Linked DNA regions of Homo sapiens: region 1 is linked to region 2. The links are chromatin loops, found by intact Hi-C in ENCODE. Cell type or tissue: HepG2. All regions are shown on one strand. Each heading gives the region's core, and the rest is flanking DNA. Links, peaks and the distances in the headings are about the cores only. Region 1 overlaps TMPRSS15 (transmembrane serine protease 15). Region 2 holds the start of LOC124904999 (a long non-coding RNA gene).

Evidence for each region. A loop is a pair of places that touch in the nucleus more often than their neighbours do. Peaks named below come from ENCODE experiments on the same cell type or tissue, not always from the same donor. Only the 100,000 strongest peaks of a DNase experiment are listed, where the experiment ranks them.
Region 1: a loop joins it to region 2, with 13 times the contacts of the local background. A loop is called at or near these places in 5 of 110 quality-filtered maps.

The regions. Positions count from the first base shown.
Region 1 is chr21:18,359,869-18,376,576 of GRCh38, reverse strand. It overlaps TMPRSS15 (transmembrane serine protease 15), which reads left to right. Exons shown (of 25, transcript NM_002772.3): 6 at 4,253-4,384; 7 at 11,329-11,437. Among named protein-coding and RNA genes, the nearest start is that of TMPRSS15, 36 kb to the left of the region's middle. In HepG2, for the core only: a CTCF peak has its summit at 7,352 (motif pointing right); no DNase peak of the experiment used is centred there.
Region 2 is chr21:17,669,380-17,686,087 of GRCh38, reverse strand. It overlaps LOC124904999 (a long non-coding RNA gene), which reads left to right and starts at 11,669. Exons shown (of 2, transcript XR_007067821.1): 1 at 11,669-11,732. In HepG2, for the core only: a CTCF peak has its summit at 6,877 (motif pointing left); a DNase peak (open chromatin) is centred at 6,877; H3K27me3 peaks cover 646 bases.

The DNA of each region.
Region 1 (16,708 bases), core at 4,010-12,009, 690 kb before region 2:
TCATAAAAAATGTAATCTTGCTACCATTCCACTATGTGAAAGAGTTTGAGAATTGGAGGAAAAGAATAACTGGTTGATTTAGTGAAAAACATGAAATTGGGCCAAAACAACTCAAGGTAGAATTATTTTCCTCGATTTAATTACTTCAAGACTGAGATGCAGAGATTTTACCTGATACCAAAGGTATTGTGACTTTAGGAATCGTTCTTTTTCTGCATTTGAGAAAAGAATATTTATATATTGCTAAGCACTCTCCTCTAATTTAAGACGTTCCTACTCACATGGTATCAAGACTACTAAAGAATCTTTCTACCAATAATTTCATTTGGATTGAAAAGACATAGTCTTGCTTACAATAAAATTTAAAAAAAAAAAACTAGATTTGTTCTACACAGTAAATGAGAATTTCTGTAAGGTGATATCTATTTTCCAATATAACATAGTGAAATAACACTGGCCTCTAAAGGCAAACATTCATGGATGAAGATTCTGCTTTTCCTATTGAGTAAGCTATCAGGATCTTGAGCTTAATTTGTCTTAACCAGTTTTGGCCACCAAGTACTATTATCCCTTTTCAAATTGTAGGGACAATAAAAATCTATGATTTCCAAACCATGGTTTCAATTTACTCATGTTGTATGTAACATCTCTTACAAATTATTTGGAAGGCGAAAAATAATGGATTTTAGTCTTTTTACTCTCCATGATGCCTAGCACAGAGCCTGCTCTCCGTAGGCACAGGAGGTTCCTAATGTCAAATCACTGGAAATTTTTTGGACATTGGATCACTCTGAAATAATCATCTTTGAGTGTATACCGAATTCTTCATGTTACAATACAAATGAATAATTAAAGCCTATTTGCAGAATTCCAAGTAATACTAATCTACTGGTGTGTTTTCATAATATGTCAAAAGTTAGTGTCCTGAAGGTAAAATACCACATAGATTACAGAAAACAAGTGCACTTTTTCCCACTGAGTTAATAATGCCTAATATGAAGGAAATTTGATTAGCTTTTAATAAATGAAACCAATTATTATTCTCTTCATTTACTTTTCTTTAACTAGAATTGATAAACTCCTTTCCTAAAAATTTTCTGTTGGGAACACAATTTGGTACAGACTTCTTAGAAAAAAAGAAATATTAGAACAAAAATTAAGTAATGAAATACAAACCAAGTAATACTGAAGTCAATAATTCTAGTTTGAGAGTGCAAAACCATTTAAATTAAACTGGCATCTGGCTGGGTATAACAGCTAATGTTTTAATTGATGATTTTTCTTAGAAATTGTAATAATATATATTCATGTAGGAAATGAAAGAGTGAGAGAAGACTCAGTAAAAATACAATTTGACAAAAATTTTAAAACTCACTACCATTGCATAAGAATCACATTCATATTTTTCATACTAGTTTTAATACAGAAAACTTCTGTTTCCTCATGGACCAAGTCAGTTGAAGAATGTTTATGAAATAGTTTGGAGAGAGACAGAGTGCAACTTAAAACAATACCTAATATTCCAACTTAAATTCAAAATACTTCCAACTAGACTCAAGTTTCTAACCCCACAATTTGTTCATCTCATAATCACTATTGCGACTAATGGCCATTAGTAACCCAAATGGCCTTTTCAGTAATTCAACTGCCAATTCCTTAGCATCCCATTCTTCACCTCCACTAATCTTGTTCAGAAGCAAACGTAGTCACTGAAGCTCATCAATTTTACCTGTAAAGTAGTAATTGAGTCCATGTCCCATCTCCTCTGCCATTGTGAGAGTTCTAGCCCTCATCTTTCATGTGGACCATTGAAACTGCTTCTCGAGTGGTCTTATTCAAGTGGTGTTTCACATGGTCCAACAATTGCCTTTATGAAACATGGACTGGTCATATTGCAGATATATGTAAAATCTTCCAATGCCATCACCTATTGAAAAGTATTTCTAACACTTAACAAAGATAAAAAGGTTTCCTAGAATCTGGTACCAAACTGCCTTCCTACTATGCCTTCCATAAACATCCCACCATCTATGTTAGTGAGACTCATCTGTTTCTCATATATTGATGTACTCTTTTTTTTTTTTTTTTTTTTTTTTTGAGACGGAGTCTCGCTCTGTCGCCCAGGCCGGACTGCGGACTGCAGTGGCGCAATCTCGGCTCACTGCAAGCTCCGCTTCCCGGGTTCACGCCATTCTCCTGCCTCAGCCTCCCGAGTAGCTGGGACTACAGGCGCCCGCCACCGCGCCCGGCTAATTTTTTGTATTTTTAGTAGAGACGGGGTTTCACCTTGTTAGCCAGGATGGTCTCGATCTCCTGACCTCATGATCCACCCGCCTCGGCCTCCCAAAGTGCTGGGATTACAGGCGTGAGCCACCGCGCCCGGCCTATTGATGTACTCTTCACACATCACTAAATACATTCCATATCTCTCTCCTCCTGGTGCCTTTCTAGGTGTACATCAAAAACTAATTGAAATATGACCATTTCTGTAAAAATGTCTTTAATTCTTGCCTTAGAAGGAAACTAATTGCTTAAACTTTGATGCCCCCATAGCACTTTTTAAATCTCTCTTTAAAATATAATTTGTACATAAACAATTTCCCCCCACTTAACTTGAAGCTTCATAAAAAGAGAGAGGCTCTGCCTTACTCATTCTTTTATCTCTGTCTCTTAAAATTCCATGACAAAAATGTGTACAAAATAAATACTTGTGGGGTCAATAAATGATTAATCATGAGATCAGTCAAGTCCAAGTGGTATGACTTGCTGGTGTGGTTTTGGGGTCTAATCAAGAGTTCAACAGATACTGAACAGAGATGTGATACATCAGGAAGTGGAGCTCCCATGAGAAGCATTAGGACAGCCAAAGTGATATATGTTCCTAGCTGTATCCCAAATTCATCTTTGAAATGCTGAATACTTGGAATTCTATTAGCTACTTGTAAAATAAGACACAGTTTTAAGTATAGTGCTTTATTTGGTTTATTTATTTATAAAGCATGTATGAGATTCTATGAAATATGTGTTTTCTGGATTAATAACTCAATGGTTAAGGACTTTTGATGAATAGCTCTTAAATATCAACAAATATATGCATTTGAGTTTATTAAATAATATTTTTATTATTATTTATTATTCTCCTACATGGGAGTACTCTATCATTTGAGAATGGCTTTGATCTTTACTCTGTCCTATAATTTTAGATGTTGGGCGTTCCATGAATTTCCCATTGGTTTATATTCATTTTAATTACAGCCAGTTACAAATGTCTAATTTAGTTGTATGTAGACTCAGCAAAAATCTATAAAAGTTTTTAATTAAGAAGTAACTTAGTAGATTCATTGACATGGGCATTTTTATTTTCCAATTAATTTTATAGAGCAGAAGGAGAAATTTCAGATTTTCATATTTTGAAAACCCAGCAGATGGCAATACAGTTCTGGCTTTAAGATTAAGAACAACAACCAAAAAGAAAAAAAAATGCTGATGAGTTAAAGAGTTCCAAAACTTTTCACCATCATTGTTGTTATATTCAGAGGCAGAAGTATTCAAATTTCCACACTGGCCTAAAAATTTTTTTTAAAAGTCTTTATCTTGTAGGCATATAAGAATATGGCTTATTTTCAGAATTGCTCTTAAACTTCCCAAGTTAATTTCTAGAAGTAAAATGTGTTTCTTGGTGCATCTCTAGACTTAAGTTTATGAAAGTGGGGCAAGTGAAGGACAAGTCAGGCTGAGAGGTGCAAGTTTTTCGGATACCCTCCAGAAGATGGCATGAAACCCCGCAGGGGTGTGTTTACAGTGTACCCCCTAAGAATCTCTGACCCAAGGAACAAAGAGATACTGAACAGAAATAGCTATTAGGTTTCTTCATTGTTCAATGTCACAATGCACTGGGAATTTTAAGTGCTTATCTTACTTTAAAATGACTTTGGTTGGTAAATGTACTCTACAGAATGGAAACCTTGACTTAAGCCACTATATTTTCAAATAATAAGCTTATGAGTAAATGAAGTGGCTGCTAGATGTTGCAGATGATGTGATAAGCTTTCCAAAATTGCCCCACATGAAATTTCAAAATTTAAAATGCTCTAATTTTACAAATGATTGATTTGCAAATGAAATAAATATTCCTATGGCAGTTGAAGAACATACTTATAAGTAAGAACCCCAGTGGCAAAAAGGCCTATTAAATATTTAAACATTGTACATATCTCATCAATTGGAAATTAATTTCAGTTATTTTTTAAAGGAAATGTCTCAATAGAGTGCCTGCCTGGTTCAAGTCCTTGTACTGATGCTCTAACGTGTATAAAAGCTGATTTATTTTGTGATGGAGAAGTAAACTGTCCAGATGGTTCTGACGAAGACAATAAAATGTGTGGTAAGTTCTCCCCCCTACTCTCTCCCCTTCTGTTTTATCCTCCCTCACTGTAGACACACACACACACACACACACACACACACACACACACACATTCTAATCTCAAATACCTGAAACTACTGAAGAATGAGCTATTTAAATAGCTATTTTTAAAATATAATACAAAATCTTAAAATAATTTTATTAATATTTTCCTAAACTTTATAAATAATATTAAAGATATTAATTAATTAAACAGAATTCCATTTGATCACTACAGAAAGGAAGATGTGATTAACAATGTCTGTCATAAATGTGGGGATGGGTGTTGCTACATTTTCATCTCTTCTCTATATTAAACTAATCCAAACTATTATTAATTTGACTTCTGTGATAGACATTCTCACTTCTTACTAATGGTTTTCATGTTTTTTCACTATCATATCAGTCTTTTTCTTTCAACATTTTAACAGTACCTAACTCACTGAGCACCATATTAAAATTTTGACTGTTCCTTTTATTTGCCTCTTGTAGTTCTATAAATAGTAGAAATAAGATATGAATAAGAACTTAATGCCTCATAAGTAAAACTTCTGTGTTTCATTTGTATATTTTGGCATTTTTTGAGTGTTAATGACAATAACATTATTTTACCATTATTATTACTATTTGACACTTAAGTAGCAGTTACCATATACCAAGCATGGCTCTAGTTGATTTAAACGTATTTACTCTTTTACTTATTTCTTCATTTCATAGCTGGATTCCACTTAGAAAAGTTTACTAGAAAGCAGCATCTAAGTAGGTAATTTGTTTCTGTGTGTAACACATTTAAGAAGATTTCCACATAGAACTACAGTAGTTCTCCCTTATTAGTGGTTTCCACAGTTTCAACTACCTGCTGTCAACCACAGGACACACAGTAAATGGAAAATTCCAGAAATAAACAATGTATAAGTATAAAATTGCACATCATTCTGAGTATTGTTATAATTGTTCTATTTTATTAGTGATTATTGCTGTTAATCTCCTATGGTAGGTGTGTATGTATAGGAAAAAACATAGTAGATATAGGGGTCAGTACTATCCATGGTTCAGGCATCCACTGGAGGTCTTAGAAAATATCCCCTGTGGATAAGGGGAGACTGCTGACTTTGGATAAGTCTAACTGATATTTTGTTTTATTTAACAGTATTAACTGCACATTTTTTGGTATGGCTTATAATCAGTTTTAAAACTGACTATAAATACAGTTAGTGCCCAAAGTGTGTTAAAGACCATAGTTACTATTTGCTACACTTTTCTATTATTTGTTACACTTTTCTCATCTTGCTTGATAGTAATTAAAGATGAATATTCTAATAACGACCAAAGTTTTAAAAGCTACCTATCCACTTAGTACACATTTTAAAAGCCAGGCATTTGGTCTGTTTCCCGGTACCAACTCAATGAAAGGCAACTCTACTACAGAGATTTCCACTAAGCAATCCCGATGCAAATGTTCTTGGATAAAATTCAGACCTTTAAAGTTTAACTACAGACTTTGAAGTACACTCAGAACATATTGGAAGAAAGTGCAGGCTGCGGAATATTTTTAATCTATTTTATATAACTAAGTTACTCAAAGAAGAAGAAAGCAATGTTCTTGCTTTGCTGTGGCTTTCAGGCATTTTCCAAAATCTTTTCAGGGAGAATATGATGCAAGTGTGCCATCATGAGGTAACAAAGGTGATGCTGATTTCTGTTTCAAAAACAATAGTGTATGTCAACTTAGACACATGGCTTTAAGCCAATATAATGATGATCAATATCCTTAAATAGAGGAAAAGGCATAACTACCAAAATATATGAATCAAATAATTGAAAAATGTACTGTACCTATTATTTTGTTATTATGCTCATGGAGTTCATAATTTTCATGATGAACTAATATCAGTGCATATAAAAATGAACCATAGGAATATCATGTAAGTGTGATAATTTGTCCTAAAATAAGTTTTAATGCTATGAATCATTTTTATGAGCCACTCTAAACTCAGGAGATGAGCCTCAGTATTAGAATGGAAGTAATTATCTTAATTTGCTTTAAAAATATAGTCAAACTGCGTTGTTACTTTTTAGTAACATGAAGATTTTTTGTTAATTGAACCTTAGTAGTGACCAGCCTTTCATGTCACTAACTCTCTCAAGCTTACACACCGTCACTTTCCATTTTCTTGATTTTCTTTTTTTTTTTTTTCGTTTAAGTAAGTATTATATCTATTTTGGTAAATAAATTCGAATTATTTGTGGGATAATATTGTTTAAATCAATCAATGAATCTATTTTTATCCAGAGAGAATTTAAGAGTACAAGTTGCTTTATTCATTTTAAGTTGCTTCATTCATTGATTATGGTGAGCCCACAAGCCTAATGACTTTCAGCACCAGCTCAAACTTCCAGCAGCATTATTTCCACCTGAAAGCCACTGTCCATCAATCTATATTCATGGAAAAATTTATAAAACTAATTTAAGAGAATTTTTCCAATATGAAGTTTACCTTTACTCTCTCTCTCTCTCTTATTGATTTATTTATTTTTTTGCTCCAGCTGTGAGCTCTAATTCTGGTTTGTGTTATTGATAGTCATACTAACATTGTCTTCCTCATGCAACTTCCTCTTTTACTCTTTAGTTATTTAGGTTTGCACACTTACAGCTGACTATAGCTGAAACAAGATTTCTTTAAATTGTTTTCGTCTTCTGATTAGAATTACATCAGCAGGAAAGTTCACTTTTTAGCTGACCTATGAAAAGGAAAGATGCTGATTCACAGCCTTTAAGCCAATGCTTAACTCTTTGGAAGTTGGCAAGTGTTCTCATAGTTTGTATGCCTCACGTGTATATGCATAATACAGCTTGGTGGGTGAGCATAGATCATGTTTGATTTATATATCCTGGAGATTTGAATGCCATGAGCAAAGACACAATTAGTGAATATTCAGCCAGCAGAGGGAGTTCTTCGTGGGTCCTAAGTGCTTACCCTTATGTGTTCCATCCTATTACAGGCAACATTTCTGATAGTGCAATCGAATGGCTGCTATAATTTGACAGGCTCATTTATGTTCTACTTAGATTTTTTTTTCTGATGCTGCACTAGAAAGCACTGCACAGTCTAATAAGTCACAATCCTAAACACCCAGTCATCCTACTCATCCACAACTGGGTCATATATTTTTTCCTGAAAACCTATCCTGCTTCATTCATGGTCATTTGCACTATCAGGTTCTCCAGAAACATCCTGAAATTAAATGAAAAAAATGTATAAGAAAGTGCCTTACACAAGCCTCTGTCTTGAGAAGATAATATTTTGGCATTCTGAGCGTTGCTATTAGAAATACTTCAATACTCCTGTAATTTTATTTTAAATACATTTAGGAATATTCTCTATATTTGCTTGAATGCAGGAATTGACTAGAGCCTCGTTAGAGCAGAATTTGACCTGTGGAGTATCCATTCCCACTAAAACTTAGTAACATGATAGAATACTGGACAGGAAAATTGATCATATTCTTTAGGACAGGCTAAATACTATGATAAACAATCTTAACAATAACAGTTTATTTATCACCTATATCACGGTGCAAGAAAGATGGCAAAGGGTTGTGCTCTAGGCATTCAGGATGCCTGCTCCTTACTTGCCACTCTCTCTGCCCCCAGAGTCCTCTACTGGATCCTTCACAACCAGCTGACTGACAAAGGAAGAATGTTACAGATATGTTCAGAAACCATATTTGGAAATAGACACAGTGACTTTTACAATCGTTCATCGGCCAACTCAGTCACATGACCTTATCTGACTCCAAGGGATTTGGGGAAGTGTAGTTTAGTCATGTGCTCAGGAAAGAACTGAAAGAGGGTTTGTCAAACATAGAACCATCTTTGAAACTAGAGACGTAACATGGCTTTCTGGAAATCATGAATCACATTGTGCAGCGCAAAGCTGTTGATACCTTTCCCAAAAAAATGCGTAGTGAACAGGTGGGAAAAATGACTAAAATTTTATCAGCTTTACAAACAGGTTTTTACAGATGCTTAAAGGGATCTTGTTTTGTTCCCTTTCTCTCTCTGTGTGTGTCTCTTTTGCATCCTCCTATTTGTTCTGGAATATTATTGCAAATGTGATCTGTATTCTAACTTTAAGAACATTGAAAAAGATGGAAATCTTTAAAAAATTTTCTGTTTCTTCTTTTATTTATGCTTTCCCCCCTGCTTTTCAGTTCAAAGAGTGGGTGATGTCATTGCGATAGTGATAGATGTATATATATATTGTGATATTAGGCAATATACCACAGTATGCTCTAGAATAAGGCTGCCTTGCTTTAAATTGTTGCTTGTAAGCTAGGAGGCCTTATGGTTGTTATTTAACCCATATGTGCCTCAGTTTCCCCCATAACATCATAGAGTTGTTATGCAAATTACATTCATACATATATAATAACTTTAGAAAATGACCGGCACATAGTAAACACTCTATAAATGTTGGCAGTTATATTTTAGCACTGATAAGATTGAGCACCCTACCTCATTGCTTCCTAAGTATTGTAACTCAAATATAAACTTTACAATAGCAGTAGACTTTACTACACTGTCTACAATCTTTGAGTCCATGTTATTTCTCGACAAACTGTGATTTAAAAGCTTTATATACCACATAAAATGCAAGCAAATGCCATTTTTGTTTTTATGGTCTTTGAATGTAAGGCATTAATTGCCCTGCTTGTTTGGCATGGTTTACAGTGGAAAAGAGCGTTGAAGGTGAGAAAAGAGATTTGCTTTTACAACTGGAAAATTATTTAGCAAGTCATTAAAAAGTCACATATTTTACTATCTATCTTCAAATCATGACAAATTAGCCTTAATTTTCTTTGTTTGTTGCAGTAATCATTATGCATAAGGCAATTCAGTTAACAAACCACTATTTTTCTTTCTTTCCTGTGATCTGTGCCGGATTGTTCAGAATTTAATCCTTGCTTCTTGACTTGTTATCTTTTCTTTTCTTATTTTCGTTCTTTTTTTCTTCTGGAAATCAGGTTACCAAATCATAAGCTAATGAATTAATTCCTAGGCCATTGTTTTTAAGCAGACTTTGAATAATAAACTTAAGTTACCAAAGTAAATTTTTATGCACCTGAAAATATATATATACCAAAAAAAAGCAAAAACCCAATAAACACATGATATTTTAATCAAGATTTCTATTTGCTATCTAATTTTTAATGTATTTATTTTATATACATAAAATATTTTGTCATAAAATAGCTTGTATTATGTAATTTGATAGAATCACTTTATAATTTTACGATGAGCTTTTTCATAGCTCAGTTTAGAATTAGCTTATTCTAAACACTCAGATTCCAAACACAGCAAATTAATTTTGACATATTACTTTGATTTTTCTAACCTCCATTAATGTTTCTCCGTATGAAGAATTTTTAATCTATGCAGAGAAAAAGACACATTGTAAGGGTCATAATTTTAGAATATTGTGTCAACATAACCAAGTAACTAACTAGAAGGAAAATAATGTAAGAAAGACTAAAAGTTGTGAAAATCAAGGTGGATTTTTGCATATACTATACATAGCAAGTGTATGAAAAAAACAAAAATCTCTAAGTTATGGCTCCTGGTTCATGCCTTCAAGAAGATTTTAATCTAGTTGGAATCTATTCAGATATAAATTAAAGGCAACTAATAATGCATGACATTAAGGAGAGATTCATGAAATAAATCTACTATGAAAACCAAAAGAGGAAAATGAGTAATTATGGAAAGCAAAAGGCTTAATCAGGAGTATTGAATGAAAATATAGAAAACATTGAACTAGTTATCTCCCAAAGGAGCAAGAGTAATGAGCTTTAAAAGATGGACTAACAGATTTGTTGGATGGAATTCTGTATAGGCCACTAGTACTAACATTTTCCTGGCCTTATTCTAATCTTTTTCAAGAAAACATAGCACTTTGTACATATATTTGAAATTCACCTAGCTCCAATTTAATTATAAAAATAAGACAAAAAATGACTGGTTATTTGTCTGAACTGGCAGTTTTCAATTCAGATATATTTATTTCCTTGCAAATATGGAAGAATACACTTAAAGTGCAGCTTAGGGAAGGGTGTTTAGAAAGACAATGCTTTTGGGCATGGCGCAGTGGCTCACGCCTGTAATCCCAGCATTTTGGGAGTCCTAGGAGTGCAGATCACCTATGGTCAGGAGATCGAGACCAGCCTGGCCAACATGGTGAAACCCCGTCTCTACTAAAAATACAAAAATTATCCGGGCGTGGTGACCGCCGCCTGTAATCCCAGCTACTCCGGAGGCTGAGGCAGGAGAATCACTTGAACACAGGAGGCAGTGAGCCGAGATCGCGCCGTTGCATTCCAGCACACGCAACAAGAGCGAAACTCTGTCTCAAAAAAAAAAAAAAAAAGGAAAAAAGAGAAAGAAGAGAAAGAAAGAGAGAGAGAGAAGGTAGGAAGGAAGGAAGGAAGGAAGGAAGGAAGGAAGGAAGGAAGGAAGGAAGGGAGGAAAAAGAGAGAGAAAGAGAAAGAAAGAGAGAAAAGGAAGGAAAGAAGGAAGGAAGGAAGGAAAAAGAGAGAAAGAGAGAGAAAGAAAGAGAGAAAAGGAAGGAAAGAAGGAAGGGAGGGAGGGAGGGAAGGAAGGAAGGAAGCAAGGGAAAAGGAAGGAGAAAGAAAGAGAGAAAGAGAGAGAGAGAAAGAAAGAATTTTTCCAAAATATTTCACGATAGGATGTGTATGAGTATTTGAACATGGCTAATAGGTTTCAAACATGAAATCTTACTATCATTTCAGTTTCATAAAATAACCTTGTACAGGTTTTGCCATGAATATTCTGTGAAATGTTTTGCAGCCAATTTGAATCCCAAGATTGTTTTTGTCTAACATTAATTGGCATCGTTTTGCAGCCACAGTTTGTGATGGAAGATTTTTGTTAACTGGATCATCTGGGTCTTTCCAGGCTACTCATTATCCAAAACCTTCTGAAACAAGTGTTGTCTGCCAGTGGATCATACGGTAATACAAGATCTTATATTTTCTGTTCTTAAGTCATAAAGCGTTTTTCTGATGCAACGTCTTATTGCTTTCAGTAGTTTTTTAAAGAATCATTGTTTTCATTAACTATGAAGCAAAAACCTCCCAACTGAAAAACTGTACAAAAAACTATACTATCATTTTTAACCTTTTAAAAAGCTATTCTGTGCTATGAACAATACTGTCTAATAAGTGGGGTCATCTCATTGGGTTCTGAAGCAAGTTTATTTTTCTGTGGTGGACATTATTCATGTGCGGCCAGGCAAACAACATACATGTATGTCTGTGTATCGTGAGAAGTAGAATTTCGCATCTTCTGCATTTGTCTATAAAATATTTTCTTTCTCATTTTGCTGCTTACCATGTGGAAATCTCTAAAGGTGTGATTCAGTTACAGCAGATTAAGAGCAGGGAACAGCCTCTATACATGTCTTTCTTACTATATCTTGAAAGACATTTGGATCAGTCAATATGTATTTCACCTCCACATTCTTAATTCAATTAACCAACCCAATCATGAAGATAATCAAAATAATTAGGCTGCTGATAGCTGATCTACCTTAAAGTTTACCTAAGCATTTTCATAGACAAGGAACACCTTAAGTTCCTTCCGGATATTCCAAGGATAAAAAGAATTTGTACTCACATAAATATAAGAGATCCTGAAATAAACTTATTAAAACTCTTAAAAGTAGGACTTCTTATAGCCTTAAATATGTTAACATGCGATGTAAGTCTCCAATGAAAACTTTCTTGTTAAAATACTGAATATTTCCCCAACAGAGCATGCAGAATAAGTGCTCCATAGAATTCACTATGAAAAATTATATTCTAATTAGTTCATTTCTATTAATAGCTAGATGGGATTATGGTTTACCAGTCTGACCTATAGTATAATTTTAATCATTGTGATTATATTATATTGATGATGATTGATATTGATGATTATATTTATGATACATTATATTGACATATAATAGCTGATTAAAGAAAGTTAAAAGTCAGAGCCTCAGGTTCTTGCCAAACAGTATGAAATGGCCCAATAACTAATCACCCAGGTAGACATATCCCAGAGAGGAGATGTGAGAAAAAGATTGTTCTATACACACTTACTTGGCATTGTTCAAGGAAAGAAGAGTATCCCTTTATTTTTTATTTCGATTTGGAGTGCAGCCCCTTGAGAGATATGTAATACAACTAAAAACACAATTTCCTTTGTTTCCTGCTCTAGATAACATGCTATTGGTGTGTCAAAAATAAGACTATGAATTAAAAATGGCAGTTCTAAGTAATTCTTGCCAATTGAAAAATTAACCAAGTTGGAGAATATTGTTTTCAACCTACATTTGTATGTGTTTATATATCTATATAAAGCATTTTTCTGATGCAGAAACACACACACACACATAATCACTTCAAACTTAAAAGAAGCATTTATAAATGTCTATTAGCATTGGTCATTAGGAAAATAAAATATTAACTCTAGCACTTATTTAAAATGTCAATAGAAAGCTGTAGAAAATCTTAAATATCTTTCACTGAAAATGGAAAGACTGTAACTAATCTGCATAATTGGGTACACAACTATTTTTTATGCAATCTTTGAAATTTTATTAATACCAAATAAAAATAATTTAATTGCTAAGTTCACTTCTTAATAAAGACAGGTCACATTTAGAGGGTTTATGAGCAGAACACACAATAAACTTCTGCTGTAATGATAATGTCCTTTACGCAAAAATTATCCTATATTAATTAAAAATGTTATGGCCCTATTGTTTTTAGTTTCTTTCCATTACTTAATTTTTGAAACTATTTTAAGAAATCTATGATTGATAAATGGATTATTTTAAAAACCTGAAGAACCTAAGATGTTACCCCAAAACAGTGTACTTTATGCTAAAATGATGATTTAATTAATCACACAAATAATCTATTTTTTCTCAAAGTTGATTATTATATTAGTGATGCATTGTATCAAATAGTTGTTTTCTTTCCCAATAGTGATCAGATGAGACTAAAGACAATAATTTTTCTATAAGGTTTAAGATCAATTAAATATAGGAGAAATGTTTAAGATGCAATTAAACTATATTTTGAGCAGGACCAGCTCATCCTTTGAATTACATTAAGACCACAGTTAGCATACAGCCAATAGTTAAGAATATAGTTATTGGAGACAGTTTGTGTGGGTTCAAATCTAACTTCTTCAGATTAAGATCTTCAGATCAAGATCTTCACACATCATCAGATCAAGATGTGTGATCTCAGGCAAATGAGTAAACCTCTTTGACTCCAAATTTCTGTGTCTGTAGAATTCCACATCTCTAAATACTATGTTCAAAGAAGTCATTATTAAATATGATAATGAATGTAAAGTGCTTAGCCACATATTAAATGCTCAATAAAAGTGGTCTATAAAAATATTAACTACTGACACAATAATACAAAGTGTATAAATTAAATTTAAAGAAATTTAATTTAATCCCTTCAAAAAATCAGAAGGTAACTGAAATATCTAATATTATAACAAAATCTGATTATGTTCTCCAATTAATCTTACTTTTATAAATCCCTGTGGTTTTATTGGAAGTGAGTTGAATTTTCTGAATCAGAAGGAGGTGGAAAATCGTCTGCACTTTTTTGTCTCTTCTACCTCCAAATATCTATTTTGGAAAAGCAGAGGTCCTCTGAAAGCAAAGCGTCCTAGGGGGCTCCTCATGCTTGCGTTCCTTAGATTGACAGCTTGAAAACATCAGATGAAAAAACACTCACCATATTCTTGCCCAGGCACACCAGAACTTTAGTTAAGAAATCATCTCTCAAGTCTGCCTCTTTCTTCCATCTCTGTCTATTCCAGCTTGACTCCAGATTCTCTAAAGGTCTCACCAGCAGGCTCACTCCCCCAGTCCTTGAACTGACATAACAGAGGCAGAATTTAAACAGCTTCAAACTTAGCTTTACTTTCCTTCTCTGTCTACTCTGGGATGATCTTCTGCTCTCTCACCTTGATCCCCTTACCTCTGCCGGTGGTTACCAGACATGTCTTAGAGTAGCCATGAGTGTAGCATCTCCTGCATTTACCTATCATACTTCAAGGGCCCTCAAACCTAAGAGCTCATCATAATCGCCCTTGGAGCTTCTCAAAATATACATTCCAAAATACACTCTGGAACTGCTGAATCTGATACTCAGGGCTGAAGTCTATAGGTTTATGCTTTGGGTTTGTTTTTTTTTTAATAACCTACCACCACTCTAACTTTATCTCCCTTACAGCAAACACCAGTAGGTCCAAAAATCTGAGTTTCTGCTTAGTTGTCTTTTAATGCTGCCCTGCTAGTAGCTGCCATTGCACTAACACCAACCCCACTACTTGAAGACTAAACTTCAGCCCTGAACTCCACCCCACTGGCCATAATTATAGTATGGTGTTTGATCAACCTGAGGTCTTGCCACAAATGAACAGTTCTCAACAATGACTTTTAGACTTTCAAAAATTAACTAACTCTGTGAAGAATGTCCTTGATTGCCTTATTGGCCACATTACTGCTGGTGGTGAACCTAAAAGCCAATCTTGCCATGTCCCTGCCTGTAGGCCTTGTTCACTCAGTATCCTCCATGGCCAGAGTCAGAGGCCAGACCACTTCTCAGGGCTCCTGCTTGGCCTTGGAAACTAAATCTCTTAAGTATTACTAGCCTTTTTAATCCTTTCCTGGGTCCATTTGCAGATGATCTAGCCAAACTCATGCCCAAGGAGCCTTAGATGTTTTCTCCCGTACACACTTTTATTTCTTTTAGCCATCTCCCTTCCAAGGAGTTCAGAGAAACTTGGTACTTACAAAGCACTTGGAGGAGTTATTTACATTTCTGATTATAACACTTTAATGAGACAGTGGAGTTGTAAATAGAGGTTCCACTAAGTCTCCCCTCTCTGAAACTATTATCTGAAAATGAAAATAGTTTAAATATCTAATTTAAATTTTCTGATGAACCTGTCACACTTTTCCTTCTATGCTCTTATACCAGCAGCTAGATACATTATTTTTTTATATCAATAGCATGCACTAGTTTCTACAAAGTATTAGATAATACAGGAATGAATGAATTAATCCCTGTCCTTGAGTCATATAAATTCTGTTAGGAAAGACATTTAAGTATGTAAATAACAATTATAGAATATGATAGCTGTCATCTTGATGGTATGAACAATATACATGAATTGGACAATTTAACATAATTAAAATGTTCATACTACCGAAAGTGATGTACAGATCAAATGCAAGCCCTGTAAAATACCAATGGAGGTTTTTTACAGAAATAGAAAAAAAATCCAAAAATGTATATGGAATCACAACAAAACCTGAATAGCCAGAACAAACTGAAAAAATAACAAACCTGGGGTCTCACACTTCCTGATTTCAAAATATATTACAGAGCTATAGTAATCAAAACTGTAACGTACTGGCAAAAAGACAAACACATAGACAGAATAGAAAGCCCACTATAAAGCCTCACATATATGATCAAATGATCTTCCACGAGGGTGCTAAGACAACACAAAGGGGAAAGGATAGTCTTTTTCCACAAATGATATCGAGAAGACCTGAAATGGTGCAGCTGCTATGGAGAACAGTGTGCAGGTTCCTCAAAAAATTAAAAATAGAATTCCCACCTGATCCAGCATTCCCAATTCTGAATATTTATCTGAATGAAATATCTGCACTCCCATGTTCATTTCAGCATTAGTTACAATAAACAAAAGGTAAAAAGAACGTGAGTGTCCATAATCCGATGATTGAACAAAGGAAATGTGATATATATATGAATATTACTCAGTCATAAAGAAGGAAATCTTGTATATCATACAACATAGAAGAACCTTGAGAACATTATGCTAAGTGAAATAAGCCAGTCACAGAGAGATAAATACTGCATGAATTCATTTACATGAAGCATAGAAAGTAGTTAAACTCATGGAAATGAAAGGAGAATGGTGATTGCCAGGGGCTGGGAGGACTAAGCAATGGGAAGTTGTCATTCAGTGATACAGAGTTTCAGTCCTGAAAGAGTTCTAGAGATCTGCTGTACATCATTGTGTTCATAACCGGCAATACTGCACTGTACACTTAAAAATTTAAGAGAGTAGATATCATATTATGTGGTGTTCACCACAAGAAAACACATACAAATTCTAGAATGCATTAAGAAATATGACAACTGTTAAAAATTTGGTAATCTATTTTTTGCTTTTAA
Region 2 (16,708 bases), core at 3,814-11,813:
CAGAGAAAGAAGGAACCCTCCCTAATTCATTCTGTGAAGCCAATATCACCCTAATACCAAAACCAGAAAAGAAAACTACAGACCAATATCCTTGAAGAACATAGATGCTAAAATCCTTAACAAAATACTAGCTAATCGAATCCAGCAACATATCAAAAAGATAATCCATCATGAGCAAGTGGGTTTAATACCAGGAATGCACGGATGGTTTAACATACGCAAGTCAATAAATGTGATACACCACATAAACAGAATTAAAAACAAAAATCACATGATCATCTCAATAGATGCAGAAAAAAAAATTTGACAAAATCCAGCATCCCTTTATGGTTAAAACTCTCAGCAAAATTGGCATATAAGGGACATACCTTAATGTAATAAAAGCCATCTATGAAAAACCCACAGTCGACATAATAATGAATGGGGAAAAGTTGAAAGCATTTCCTCTGAGAATGGGAACAAGACAGGGATGTCCACTCTCACCACTCCTCTTCAACATAGTACTGGAAATCCTAGCCAGAGCAATCAGACAACAGAAAGAAATAAAGGGCATCCAAACAGGTAAAAAGGAAGTCAAACTGTCACCATTTGCTGACTGTTTACCTTGAAAAACCTAAGGATTCCTCCAGAAAGCTCCTAGAACTGATAGAAGAATTCAGCAAAGTTTCTGGAGACAAGATTAATGTATACAAATCAGTAACTTTTCTAAACAGCAACAGCGACCAAGCAGAGAATCAAATCAAGAACTCAACCCCTTTTACAATAGCTGAAAAAAAAAACAAAACAAACAAACAAACAAACAAACAAAAACCTTAGGAATATACCTAACAAAGGAGTAGAAAGACTTCTACAAGGAAAACTAAAAAACACTGCTGAAAGAAATCATAGATGGCACAAATGGAAACATATCTCATGCTCATGGATGGGTAGAATCAATATTGTTTGAAAATGACCATACTGCCAAAAGAAATCTACAAATCCAATGCAATCCCCATCAAAATACCACCATCTCTCTTCACAGAATTAGAAAAAACAATTCTAAAATTCATATGGCACCAAAAAAGAGCCCACACAGCCAAAGCAAGACTTAGCAAAAAGAACAAATCTGGAGGCATCACACTACTTGATTTCAAACCCAAACCCAGCAGAAGATAGGAAATAACCAAGATCAGAGCAGAACTCATACCATAAGGCCATAGTCACCAAAACAGCATGGTACTGGTATAAAAATAGGCACATAGACCAATGGAAAAGAAAAGAGAATCCAGAAATAAACCCAATACTTTCAGCCAACTGATCTTCAACAAAGCAAATGAAAACATAAAGTGGGGAAAGGACACCCTTTTCAACAAATGATCCTGGGATAATTGGCTAGACACATGTAGGAGAATGAAACTGGATCCTCATCTCTCACCTTATAAAAAATCAACTCAAGATGGATTAAGGACTTAAACCTAAGACCTGAAACTATAAAAAATTCTAGAAGATAACATTGGAAATGCCCTTCTAGACATTGGCTGAGGCAAGAATTTCATGACCAAGAACCCAAAAGCAAATGGAGCAAAAACAAAGATAAATAGTTGGGACCTAATTAAACTAAAGAGCTTTTGCACAGCAAAAGGAACAGTCAGCAGAGTAAACAGACAGAATGGGAGAAAATCTTCACAATCTACACATCTGACAGAGGATTAATATCCAGAATCTACAATGAACTCAAACAAATCAGTAAGAAAAAAACTAACAATCCCATCAAAAACTGGGCTAAGGATATGAATAGACAATTCTCAAAAGAAGATATACAAATGGCCAACAAACGTATGGAAAAATGCTCGACATTACTAATGATCAGGGAAATGCAAATCAAAACCATAATGCGATACCACCTTACTCTTGCAAGAATGGCCATAATCAAAAAATCAAAACACAGTAGATGTTTGGTATGGGTATGATGAACAGGGAACACTTCTACACTGCTGGTGGGAATGGAAACTAGTGCAGCCACTATGGAAAACAGTGTGGAGATTCCTTAAAGAACTAAAAGTAAACTACCATTTGATCCAGCAATCCCACTACTACCCAGAGGCAAATAAGTCATTATTCAAAAAAGATACTTGACATGCATGTTTATAGCAGCACAATTCACAATTGCAAAATCATGGAACCAATCCAAATGCCCATCAATCAACAAGTGTATAAAGAAACTGTGATATGTATATATACACACACACACACACACACACACACACACACACACACACACACACACATTGGAATACTACACAGGCATAAAAAGGAATGAATTAACAGCATTTGCAGTTACCTGTATGAGATTGGAGACTATTATTCTAAATGAAGTAACACAGGAATGGAAAACCAAACATCATATGTTCTCACTGATGTGTGGGAGTTAAGCTATGAGGACACAAAGGCATAAGAACGATACAATGGACTTTGGGGACTTAGGGGGAAGAGTGAGAGGGGGATGAGGGATAAAAGATTACAAATATGGTGCAGTGTATACTGCCTGGGTGATGGGTGCACCAAAATCTCACGAATCACCACTAAAGAACTTACCCATGTAACCAAATACCACCTGAACCCCAATAACTTATTGGAAAAAAAGAGTTAAAATAAATAAATAAATAAAATCAAAAGTCTAAAAAATAAATAAACCCAGAGTTCTCAGGAAATTCAGGAAGAAATGCTTCAATGGAACAAAGCTAAAATAATATATTTTCTCCAAAGGCTCTCATTTTCAGTAAAATTCTGTATATTGCTGAGTGAAGCAAATCCAGTTATATTGTTCCCAGGAAGAAAGAGGAGAAGGGTGTGAAAGAGATAAAGCATGTATACTTGAAGCCCACACAGAGTCACATTCTCAGATTTTCCATCCTTACCTTAGGGACAAACACTGGCTTCATGTCATGGGGATGGTAACTGAAGCCTTAAAAGAGTACATCACCAGCTCAGGGACAAATGACTAATACATGGCAGGGTGCAGCTTTGAACTCAGCATAGTGAAGGAAATCAAAATATTTTAACGCAAATATATTTAGTTGACATATTTTGAGATGGCTGTTACAGAGCCAGTAAACAGAAGTTGTCCTGCAAAGCTGTCTTTTGTGAGGAAGATTCACCTCTGTAGAGAATCTGCATCGGTGCACCCAGGCCCTTTCTTGTCTGGATCTAGGAAAGATAAACTGAGAGTTTGACACCTTTAAAGGCCTGAAAGAAACATTCATCATCTATTCAGTCTGAGGTCTGCTACATAACAAGACCACCTTTTCTAGCCAGGCCTCCTCTTCTCTCCCTCTTGGAGGGCTGCCAGCTATGAATTTTCACCTACATAACAAGACCAACTTTTCTAGCCAGGCCTCCTCTTCTCTCCCTCTTGGAGGGCTGCCAGCTGTGAATTTTCACCTACATAACAAGACCACCTTTGCTACAGGCCTCCTCTTCTCTCCCTCTTGTAGCCTGTCTTATCACTATAACCTGATTTACCACCGTAACCTTTTATCGGCCATGCTCTGAGCCTCTATCCTTTCTGTACTTCAGGATGGTATATAAGCTTCTGCACCCCATTAGGGACTGGAACTGGCTTTCAATTCCAAATTCCTGTTGCAGTTCAGCTTTGTCCTTGCATGCGCTCTGTGGTTCTCCCCTGTGTGCACATTAATAGATTTTTATGCCTTTTGTGAGTTGATTTTTCACCAGACCTTCAGAGGGTGAAATAGTTTTTCCTTGGCCCCAACAATGGTCAAAATCAAACCCAAGTTTTATACTTTGTCCTTTTCTTTCCTAAATACCACTCCCTGGACTGGTGCTAGCCTGGTTTCTACCAAGACTCACCTGGGAAGTGTCATAAAAATGCCTGTGTCACACACAGGCTCCAGAAAATCCAATTCAGTGTTTGGAGTAAAATCTGGGAAGCTGTGTTGCTTTTTTAAAAAAAAAAAGTAAATCAAAAAATAAAATTCTAAGGCCCCCGCCCCCAACCAACAGAATGGACCCCTCCTCTCAGCCAAGGGCATTTCAAAGTTAACCTGAAAAAACTAGTTCAGGCCACGATGGGAGTGGGGAGCTGGACATGCCTCATTATACCCTCCTCCATTTTGGAATTATTGACAGAACAGACTCTTTAAATCTGATAAGAAACATTTACAATCTATTCTCTGAAGGCTGCTACCAGGAGACTTCATCTGCACGATAAAACCTTGGTTTCTACAACCCCTTATTGTAACCAGACCTTCCTTTCTATTGATAATAACTCTTTCAACAAATTGCCAATCAGAAAATCTTTAAAGCTACATATAACCTGGAAGGTCTCCTGCTTTGAGTTGTCCCACCTTTCTGGACCAAACCAATATACATCTTACATGTATTCATTGATGTCTCATGTCTCCCAAAAATGTATAAAACCAAGCTGTACTCCGACCACCTCGGGTGCGTGTTCTCAAAATCTTCTGAGGGCTGTGTCAGAGGCCATTGGTCACTCATATTTACCTGAGAATACATCTCTTCAAATATTTTACAGAGTTTGCCACTTTTCATTGACAAAAGTCTCCTTGACATTTTCCTACAGCCAGACTTGGGCACCATTGCAGTATATACTCTTTTAAGCCATTTTTTCCCCCAGCAATTAATTAGTTGATTTCATGAAAAACTTAGCTCATCTTTCAAATCAAAGTAGAATGCATGTGTCACTCTTTGAAAATTTGTTCTTTCTACAAATGACGAAATAAGTTTTCAAAATTTTTAAATTTCCAGTGGTCTTTTAGAAATGTCTGTGAGGTGTAATTTATGGGATGTTTCCTTACACTCAGAAAATGAGGGTGCTTTTTGGAGCGAATTTGTCACCCACAATGGTCTTGCTGCAAAACCCTACTGTTTCCTGCAAGATTCAAGCATTTCCTTACTTCTTGATGGCTCAAAATGCCCGGGCTTCTGATGCTCAGGACAGAATCCCCAGCTCATACATTTTTAGATTTACTTCACTTTCAGGATTTACATATTTTAAGCATGAGGCTATGGATGTGTTTCAACCAATTTTCTAAAATACGCTTTTTCCTAAGACAATTTTTGCTTCTTGTTAAGACTCTGAGTGTTGAACATCTCTTGGGACCTGAGGTGGAGATTTTTATAACCTTCTGCTCTCCAGTTATAGGCTATTTGTGTCCCTACGTCCAAGTCTCAAGTTTATTTCTCCTTCTCATTTACTCCTTTACTATGAAGGGGTCCACAGCTAGACTAAAGTGGGGTTTAACGAACTGCAACCCAGGGGCCATTCTAGCCTGACATCTATTTTTGTTAACTAAAGTTTTATTGGAACACAATGACGTCCATTCATTTGCTTGTCTCTGACTGTTTTTACACTACAGTGGCAAAAAGGAGTAGCCAGAAGTAGACAGAGACCAGATGGCCTGCAAAACCAGAAGTATTTATTATCTGGCTCTTTTTTTTTTTTTTTTTGAGACGGAGTCTCGCTCTGTCACCCAGGCTGGAGTGCAGTGGCGCGATCTCGGCTCACTGCAACCTCTGCCTCCCAGGTTCACACCATTCTCCTGCCTCAGCCTCCTGAGTAGCTGGGACTACAGGCGCCTGCCACCACACCAGGCTAATTTTTTTCTATTTTCAGTAGAGATGGGGTTTCACCGTGTTAGCCAGGATGGTCTCGAACTCCTGACCTTGTGATCCTCCCGCCTCGGCCTCCCAAAGTGCTGGGATTACAGGCGTGAGCCACCGCACCCAGTCCTATCTGGCTCTTTAAAGGAAAAGTTGCCAACCCCTGGACTAACGGAACATTCCTAGTGAAAATATTTATAAGTTTTCTTTCAATAGGGAAACATCACATTACTTCTAGCATCACTCTAAACTGCATGTGCTGTGAGGATTTTGCAGTTTGCCAATGTTTCTTTATCTTTTATCGTTATCTTCAGGCCACAACATACAAAGAACCTCATTTTCAGATTGCACTCGTTATTAAAAAGACAATTTAGGGCCTAAAAATTAATGGACAGTCTTGTTTATAAATGCTTTTTTTTTTTTTTTTTTGAGACAGAGTCTTGCTCTGTCGCCCAGGCTGGAGTGCAGTGGTGGGATCTCAGCTCACTGCAGCCTCCACCTCTCAGGTTCAAGCGATTCTCCTGCCTCAGCCTCCTGAGTAGCTGGGATTACAGGTGCCCGCAACCACACCTGGCTAATTTTTGTATTTTAGTAGAGATGGGGTTTCACCATGTTGGCCAGGATGGTCTCAATCTCCTGACCTCGTGATCTGCCCGCCTCGGCCTCCCAAAGTGCTGGGATTACAGACGTGAGCCAAAGTGCCCTGTCAAATGGCATTCTTTAATCTACAATGAATCACCTAGTTACATGTGTAAGGGGAAGCGTCAGGGAGAACTGTCTGAATCTCTATTCATTTGCCTCAATTCTCTGCCATAATTTATTTATCATATTAACCTTAACCTTGTTAACCTTTCTCCTGTCTGCTAAAGTGAACCCCAATTTCACCTATTTGTAGCTTGTTTTGCTATATTGCTGTACACTGCTGATAAAAAAGAAAATAATTTTTTCTTTTAATTTTCCCCAAATTTTCTTGACAATTGGTGATGATACAAAGTATGTATCTAATACAATATTAACCCAGGAAAATATATTTTTAGAGACAAATCTTATTTTTTTCAATGAAAGTAAAAAGCAGTATGCTTTATTTACTAACTAGTAAGACCTTATTACTTTTCTCAAATACCACAAAACTTACTAAAGAAAAGCTTTCTGATTTGATCTTTGAATGATTGCAGAAAAGTAAACTGGCTTGGATCTGACATCACCTTGTCTTTCATTGCACTCTTTGCAGCCAAGTTACTGATATTCAACAGTACCAGTTTGCCCTCTTGTGGTGTATTGCAGTTACTGTTCTTTTCTACCACTAAGAAGTTTTGTATAGACCCGTTTAATTTTATGTAACTCATTGTACAAGACACCACTCTATCTTACATTTCATCTGTGATTAATTCATATAGAACAATAATCAATAATACATGCTGGAACTTTCAGAATGAACTTCTAAAATTACTCTAGACCATAATGAAATATGATTATCGCTGTTTGACACCCATCCTGAATTCCCAAGAACAGTAATAAATCTGCCATCCACCTTTGGTCCATAGGACTACTTTGTAGGACAAAAAGTCTAAAATTATCATATTCTTGCATATCAGATGTTATAAAGAACTTCTACCTATTCTGCTTTCCAACTCGGCGATGTGAATACATACATAAGTGTAAATATTTTTATCAAAGGACACGTGAACATTCTCCTAAGCAGGAGAATAAAAAGTTATTCTATTCAAAAGAATTGTTTCACTTTTGTAAAAGTAAAATCTACACCACAGTTTCTGGTTGCTTCCATTCAAGGAGAGCTTTGGAAACCCATTCTGACTCCTTGACTTTGTGAATTCACTGGTTTAGGGTAAAGTACAAGGCTCATGGATCCCATAGAGCAGTGGTCTCCAATCTTTTTGGCACCAGGGACCAGTTTCATGGAAGACAATTTTTCCATGGACTGGATGCGGGGATGGTTTCAAGATGATGCAAGCACATTACATTTATTGTGCACTTTATTTCTATTATGTTACATTGTAATATATAATGAAATAATTATACAACTCACCATCATGTAGAATCAGTGGGAGCCCTGAGCTTGTTTGCCTGCAACTAGACAGTCCCATCTGGGAGGTGATGGGAGACAGTGACAGATCATCAGGCATTAGATTCTCAAAAACAGCATGCAACCTAGATCCATTGCATGTGCAGTTCACAATAGGGTTTGCAATCTTATGAGAATCTAACGCTGCTGCTGATCTGACAGGAGGCAGAGCTCAGGTGGTAATGCTAACTCGCCCACCGCTCACCTCCTGCTGTGTGAATTGGCTCCTAATAGGCTACAGACAAGTACCAGTCCCTGGCCCAGTAGCTGGGGACACCTGCTGTAGCGTATATTTTGGCACTTGTGAGACCAATTACCTGTAATGTCTCCTCCACATACAGCAGGAATTAATTTCTCTTTTGTTACATATTTTCTCTTTTTTATATTTATACTTTTCCCTCTCTCCATGATACCCACTACGAGTTCAGATTCTGGAGTCCAGACAGCTTGGGCTTTTTTTTTTTTTTTTTTAATATATGCAAGTTCTACCACTTAATTTTTTTTTTTGAGATGGAGTCTCGCCCTGTTGCCTAGGCTGGAGTGCAGTAGTGCGATCTCAGCTCACTGCAAGCTCTGCCTCCCAGGTTCACGCCATTCTCCTGCCTCAGCCTCCTGAGTAGCTGGGACTACAGGCACCTGCCACCATGACCAGCTAATTTTTTTTTTTTTTTGTATTTTTAGTAGAGACAGGGTTTCGCTGTGTTAGCCAGGGTGGTCTTGATCTCCTGACCTCGTGATCCGCCTGCCTCGGCCTCCCAAAATGCTGGGATTACAGGCATGAGCCACCAAGCCCGGCCCACTTACTTTCTTACTGGGGATTTCTTGTGCAAATTGCCTTAATGGACTCACCCTTGATTCCTTGTCTCTGAGGGCGGAGGATTACCCAGGTGCCGAGGCAAGAGACTGAAGGCACAAACTGTTTCAGTATAATAAAGAAAATAGTTAGAATAAGAATAGTCATAATACAAATTAGATATAGAGATGATCATGAACAATTATCAATCATTATTATAAACATTATTAATCATTAGCTTTTAATATTACTCTTTGTTGCATTACTAATATAACCTAGGAATAACCAGTGGGTATAGGGTCAGGTGCTGAAGGGACATTGTGAGAAGTGACCTAGAAGGCAAGAGGTGAGCCTTCTGTCACGCCTGCATAAGGGCCGCTTGAGGGCTCCTTGGTCAAGCGGTAACGCCAGTGTCTGGGAAGGCACCGGTTACTTAGCAGACTGCGAGAGGGAGTCTCCTTTCCTTGGAGGAGTCAGGGAAAACTCTGCTCCAGCAGCTTCTGGTGGGAGGCTGGATATTATCCAGGCCTGCGCGCAGTCATCCGGAGGCCTAAACCCCTCCCTGTGGTGCTGTGCTTCAATGGTCACTCTCCTTGTCCACTTTCATGTTCCTCCCATACTCCTGGTTCCTCTTTGAAGTTCGTAGTAGATAGCGGTAGCAGAAATGGTGACAGTCTTAAAGTCTTTGATCTTTCTTATAAGTGCATAGAAGAAAACACTGACCTATGCTGCCTTCTCTCTGTGTGCTTTGGCTACCTAAGAAGGAAGGGCCACCTGTCCTGTGATCATGTGACTTGCTTCACCTTGTCAATCACTTAGAAGATTCACCCTCCTTACCCTGCCCCCTTGTCTTATATGCAATAAATATCAGTGTGTCCAGCCGTTCAGGGCCACTACCAGTCTATGCGTCTTAATGGTAGTGGTCCCCGGGTCCAGCTCTTTTCTCTTAATCGTTTTGTCTTGTGTCTTTATTTATTACAATCTCTCATCTCTGCACACCAGGAGAACACCCGCCAAGCTCCGTAGGGCTGGACCCTATATTTCTGTAATATGGAAATATTAATAGTGGCAAGCCCACATAGCTGCCACGAGGACTTCATACAATAATGAAGGTAAGGTGCTTAGCATGAGCCTGGGGATAAAGGAAGAGTTTAACAAATGTTACAATCAGTATTACTTTCTGATTTCTGAATATAACACTTTATTTTCGTCATATCTATCTCTCCTTTCCTTTTTTCACTGTCTACTTTTCTAGTGTACTTTTGGTCTGCTTTTATTAATTTTTTGTTTGTGTTCCCCTTTGCTCACTCCATGGCAATGAAAAAGTTAGATTTTAAAGTACGGGTTCTTAGTTCAGGACCCTGCATTCGAATGGATTTATTGCTATTTCTAACACAGAAAACTGCATTGTAGGACTGTTCCCAGATGTAACTGACTATCAGGCTGCTATTTCTCGTGGCCCAATAACGAGATGCAGATGAACTGGGGAGAAAGAGAGTTTTTATTTCTGCAGCCGTTTACAGGGAGAAGGCCTGGAAATTATCACCAGACCAACTCAAAATCACAAAGTTTTCCAGCGCTTATATACCTTGTAAGCTATATGTCTACATGTAAGTGTGCATTCATCTAAAGACACATGTGATTAACTTTTTTTCCTTTTTTTTTTTTTTTTTTTTTGAGGCAGAATCTCACTACTCTGTCACCCAGGCAGGAATGCAGTGGTGAAATCTTGGCTCACTGCAATCTCTGCCTCCCGGGTTCTAAGCGATTCTCCTGGCTCAGCCTCCTGAGTAGCTGGGATTACAGGCACCTGCCACCACACCCAGCTAATTTTTGTATTTTTAGTAGAGATGGGGTTTCACCACGTTGGCCAGGCTGTCTCGAACTCCTGACCTCAGGCAATCCACCTGCCTCAGCCTCCCAAAGTGCTGAGATTACAGGCTTGAGCCACCATGCCTGGCCATGATTAACTTCTTTTAATCTATAACTAAGGTCTGAGTCCTGAGACCTTCCCCTGGAACCTCAATAAATTTACTTGATCTAAATGGGTCCAGGTGCTGGGGTGATTACCCTTATCTTGTCTCCTGCTAAATCATGGAGGTTTGGGGAGTTCCTTCAGAACCCCAATAAGCTTCTTTGTGAAGCCTGGGGAGTTTCTTCAGACTCCCAATAAAACTTGTTTAATCCTAAATGGGTCCCGTTAAGGATTCCTTCGTTATTTTGTTATGCTTTAAGGCTCAGGAAAAGCCTAGGCAAAACTCTTGGTGGGCTTTTGTTACATTCCAGTCTTTGTATAAGGGCACTGGCTTTTAAAACTTAGCCAGTCAGTCAGTACCGAAGCAGGTGTTATGGAAGACTGCATTAGTGAGACCTGGCCTGCCACAGGACCAATACCTGGAAATAGTGGGGTATTTTTGTGCTCCTCAGGTATGCGTTTTTGGACATCCTTTTATTGGAGAGCTGAAAGAGAAGGCTACCATCTTTGGACGCCCTTTTACTGGAGAGCTGAAAGAGAAGGCTACTGAGAAGATATTTTTAAAGTATGTATATAAGTATACTTACATGATGTATGTATGAGGTTTAATGCAAAAGTTAATTGCGGTTTTGCCATTAAAGTGATGCAAAAACCTCAATTACTTTTGCACGAACCTAGTAAGTACTTACTCTGTTTTTCCAGTGGTCAGAAGAGTCTTTCATTTGGAAGTTTCTAATGCAAGCTAATTTTGTGAGAAAAAACTCTCACATCATGTATCTGCCCATTTTAGAGGAAGGATAAGCATATGGTACAACATCAGTGGATGGAACAGAAGCCGCAACTAGTTGAGGGTATTTCCTTGCCTACAGCTCCATCAAGCATTAAGAGAGACTTTCCAGGCCAGCTCCAGATGAAAAGTGCTTATTTCAGAATCTTTATTTTGGGGGTCTGTGCCATTATGTCAAGATTCTAAAACTCAAAATTGGAGCCTGAAAATTCTTCTTGGTTCTTCTTGTACAATTTATATTTTAGTTGTAACTCAGCCCAAAATCTGCTGGGGTTGTGGGGGAGATGTTTTTTCAAGCAAGTAACTCCAGATAATATTTAATAAATAGATTTTTGCCTATTCCTTCCCTGGTCGCCACGGTTGTTGTCTGTTACCTAGGAATTAAATGTTGAATGGCAAGGTAGGATCACTATAGTAACTCGAAGGGCATTGGAGCAATGAGAACGTGGGAAGATGTTAAATTTAGATCAGAGTGAGTATATGTCACATTATCAATCCTATTCCTGTAGGAGCTAATTTTCTTCAACAGATCTTCCTTATACAACACATAAAAGGCCCTTTTCTCTCCTTTGTGTCAACTGTCAAAACTGTTCAAATTAGCAAGCTTGATGTTTTTGCTGTTTTCAGAAATAATTGTTTTGTTTCTCTTTTTTCAAAATGTAACTTAGAATAACCATGTTCCTATGCTATTTAGCTCTTGCTGAATGATAAATAGTACAAATGTCTACTGTCTTTTGGAAACATACTTTCAAAGAATTCTTTTTGTATTTTTTAAATATCAGAAATACAGCATCTGACCTGCATTCTGACTTTGCTGTGAATCATTAAAGTTGGAATGTTTTTGAATTTTAGTACATTTTGTGGCATTAACTTTCCTACCCACAAACGAAGAGCCTTCAAACTACCTAGATGAGATCAAACGTCGATGACATTTATATTTTTCTAGGAGTCAGGAAGAAAAATATAATCCCACAACGTTAAATGCCTTTCAAGGAAAAAAAGTGAGCACGTGGCTGGATGTTTGACGTGAAAGACAGAAAAATCTTCTGTCTCTGTTTAGTGTTCCCAAACGTCAGGCATTCTTCTTTTTTTTTTTTTTTTTTTTTTTACTTTTTTCTCTTTCCCCTGGCTCTCTGAATTATAATTAGGGACCTGGTGAACAGATCTGACCCTCACTTGTGCTCATTTTTATTAATATATAAAGTCTAATGGAGGACTGTTCTGCTTCTTCACAAATGATTGATTCTAATTCTTTGGTGTTCCTGACACAAATCTGTGGGGTGTTGCCAATTGTCTTACAAACAGCAAACCCCCGAAGGCAAACTGCATTCCAAGTAGTGCAAACCACGCATTCCTAGTTACAAACTTGCTTCATCCATCGCCTATTGTTGTCTAAAAATAACCAAAGCTCATGACCCAGCTTTTTACTAAGACTTTCAAAGAAGTTGACCATCCTTGGATAGTGTCTCTAGGAAGAGACGGGTGAAGGGCAGAAAGACCATACTTTCTTTCCAACCAGATCCCATGATAAAGCAGGAGATTCACTAAGGAGTGGATGAGGGTAGTGTTTCCATGTTTCAATATGACAAGCAAGATACAGTTCATAACAATCTAAATATATTACTATGTCCCTCTGTTCTGTCCAAAAAGTTCAAGGAGATTTAGAGACAATTCATTGCCAAAAAAGAAACAACCATACTAGTAACTGATCCAAACACACAAAGAGAGTTCAGAGGAGTCTAGAGGCAAAGCATTGATTTTCCAACCCACTGCCTGACAGTCCTTACAGAGTCTGTCTTGGGTAGGCACTGGGGAGTCTCTTTCTTCTGCAGTCTCCCTTCTCTCCCTATCTCCTGAACGATGGAACAGAAGCTTCAACTACTTGAGGGTAATTCCTTGTCTACAGCTTCATCAGACATTAAGAGTGACTTTCTAAGCCAGCTCCAGCTGAAAAGTACCTATTTTAGAACCATCTCCTCTCCTTGGGCTCGGCTCCATCTTGCAGGTGGAGGGAGCAGTAAGATCCTTGAGGTCCTGAGGACTGTTTTTCCTAGACAGCTCAACCTTCATTGTGCTTGGATTTTCCCCCCTAAGAAGAAGCTTAGACATTTTAGAATCTTCTGATTAGAGCATTTAAGATAAACATGAATGCTTTTTCTTAAGACATTGACCACTGCTGATAGCATAACATATTTATTCATTTGTTTGTTTATTTTTGAGACAGAGTCTTGCTTGTCACCCAGACTGGAGTGCAGTGGTACAATCATGCCTTACTGCAGTCTCCAACTCCTGAGCTCAAGTGATCCTCCCACCTCAGCCTTCCAAGTAGCTGGGACTACAGGTGTGTGCCACCACACTCAGCTCATTTTTAAATTTTTTCATAGAGACAGGGTCTGCCCACGCTGGTCTCAAATTCCTAGGGCTCAAGTGATCCTTCCACCTTGGCCTCCCAAAGTGCTGGGATTACAGGCGTGAACCACCATGCCTGACCAACATATTTAACGTATTTAAAATTTCTTTCCCTTACATCTGTATTATAAAACTCCCTTCACAGAGGTATAGAAGAAAGAAAGAAATCAGAAAAAAAGATATCCACTCAAAAAATCCAAATATAAATTTATGCCTTTTTTGAACCACTAGAATTGTAGCAGATGCTGGGATACCAAAATGAATAATTCATAGCCATAATCTCAGTGTCTATGAATTCAGAATTTAACTGGAGATAGGGTTGAGGTGGCAAACAGGCACATAAAAAAATTAATGGTGTCACAGTCCTGTGAGAACTTTCATCTAGATATGAACACAGTGTTGTGTTAGCTCTGAGGAAGGCACCATGCCCTGGGAGAGCATGAGCAAGTGGGAGTCAGGCACAGGAACACAAAGGAGAGTACACATCTTGATTAATTTTCCCGGGACTTAGCCTCCCCAGAGCCAATTGCAGTGTGGACCTGTGCCATTTTACACAATGGGTTCTCATTCCACACCTGGCGCTTAACTACTGGGAAACCGACACAGTGACAGAATGTCAAAAGTGAAGAGGACTGGAAGAAAAGGTGGCATGGGTTTGAACAGAGCCATGGTGCTCAGGCCGCTGTGCAGTGCATTCATTTTCTAGGGATGCCATAGCAAAGTGTCACAGGGGGGTTTAAGTAACACAATTTTATTGCCTTATAGTTCTGGAGACTAGAAGTCTAAGATAAGCCTTCAGCATGATTGGTTCCTTTGGAGGCCCCTCTCTCCTTGGCTTGTAGATGGTTGTTGCAGGGGCAAAAAAGGTATAATACCTCTTCCTCACCCATCACAAGGGTCACAGCCAACACTCCTAAACAAAAGATAGGTTAGCAAGAGAAAAGTATAACACATGTATTTAATCAGTGTTTCATGTGACATGGAAGTTTTCAGAAATGAAGACCCAGGCTGGGTGTGGTGGCTCACGCCTGTAATCCCAGCACTTTGGGAGGCTGAGGTGGGCAGATCACTTGAGGTCAGGAGTTTGAGACCAGCCTGACCAACATGGTGAAGCCCCATCTCTACTAAAAATACGAAAATGACCCATGTGTGATGGCGGGCACCTGTAATCTCAGCTACTTGGGAGGCTGAGGCAAGAGAATTGCTTGAATCTGGGAGGCAGAGGTTGCAGTGAGCCAAGATCACGCTACTGCACTCCAGCCTAGGCAACAGAGAGAGACTCCATCTCAGAAAGAAAAAAGAAGAAAGAAAAAAAGAATGAAGGCCCAGAGAACTTCTGTATAACCCTATGTATTTTTATGCTTAGGTTCAATGAAGAATAGAAATGTGATTGGACAAATATGGTATGCTCTAATGGTAATTAACTGAGGAGGCAACTTAGCGAGGCCTGTTTGTTCAAATTCTTTTTGGCCTCTCTGTGTAGCATTCCTTTCTCCGGGTACAGGTCAGGACACCTGTCACATGAAAGCCTTCAAGGGAAAAGTGAGAGGGTCAGAGAGTGACATTTTTAGGTTTTGCAGCTGCCTTTGGGGAGAGGAGTTCTAGTTTCTGTGACCTGCCTTGGAGGGAAAAGGAGAGAGAGAGAAAGGAAGGTAAGAGGTCAGAGAGACCTTGCTTCTGAGCCCTCCCTATCTCTTTCAGTTCAAAGTACTCAACACGCCAAGGGGCCATACCTTGCAGTATTGTGTCCTGAGCCCCAACACTGTTGTCTTGTAATGTCTTCACATGGTATTTCCTTTGTGTATGTCTGTGTCCTAATCTGTTCTAATGAGGACCGCAGTCATATTGGATTAGGGTCCAACCCTATGACCTCATTTTACCTTAATCCTCTCTTTACAAGTCCTGTCACCAAAAACAGTCACATACTGAGGTACTAAGGGTTAAAATTTCAACATATAAATTGAGAGAAGGGGGACACAATTCAGCCCAAAACATAGGGTCTTAAAACATTGGGGAAAGTATGGTAAGGAAGTTCCAGCTATAAATTGCTCCTTTGGGAGACGGAGAGAGAGAGAGAGAGAGAGAAAATTCCTGGTTTTCCTGGAGTTTTGAAGAAGGACTAAGATTAGGTGGGGATGACCAACAGGTTTTAACTTAAGTGCTATCTGCCATAGATTGGTTGGAGCAGCCTGGAGCTCTGCATTAGGGAGTCAGGAGGAGAAAACAGAACAATTTGGTTGTCATCCTATAGGATGACACTTTCCTCCATGTCCATTGGGAAAAATAAACTTAGGAAATGAACAAAATCAACAAATGCTATGACATTCTGCCATACATATAGCGTGGCAATCAAAACTTCCACTATTTATTATTCTACCACCATTTTTGTAATCATTACCAGTTATTGATTGCCCACTAGTTCAGTCCAGCAGAGACGTTAAGGGCATGGGCCCTAGAGCTAGATAACCTTGCATTTGGGTTCCAGCTCTACTACTTTCAATGTGACCTTGAGCAACTCAACTTCTTTGATCCTCATTTTCTCATTGAAAAAAAGGAAATATTTTGGCTAGGCGTGGTGCCTTATGCATGTAATCCCAGCATTTTGAGAGGCCGAGGTGGGCAGATCACGAGGTCAGGAGTTCGAGACCAGCCTGGCCAACATAGTGAAACCCCGTCTCTACTAAAAGTACAAAAAATTAGCCAGGCGCGGTGTCAGGCTCCTGTAATCCCAGCTACTCGGGAGGCTGAGGTAGGAGAATCGCTTGAACATGGGAGGCGGAGGTTGCAGTGAGCTGAGATTGCACCATTGCAGCCTGGGAAACAGTGTGAGACTCCATCTCAAAAAAAAAAAAGTTGTTATTTTATTTAAAATTACTATTCTCAGAGGTATGACTGAGCAGTTGCTCAAGTGATGTTAATCTTCTGATAGAATTCTAGAATATGTCTCTTCCTTCCCCATGTCCAAACATGATTGAAAATAAATTTTTGTATCCAAAAATAGTTGGAAATAATGACTGTGCCTCCCTCAGATTGCTCTAG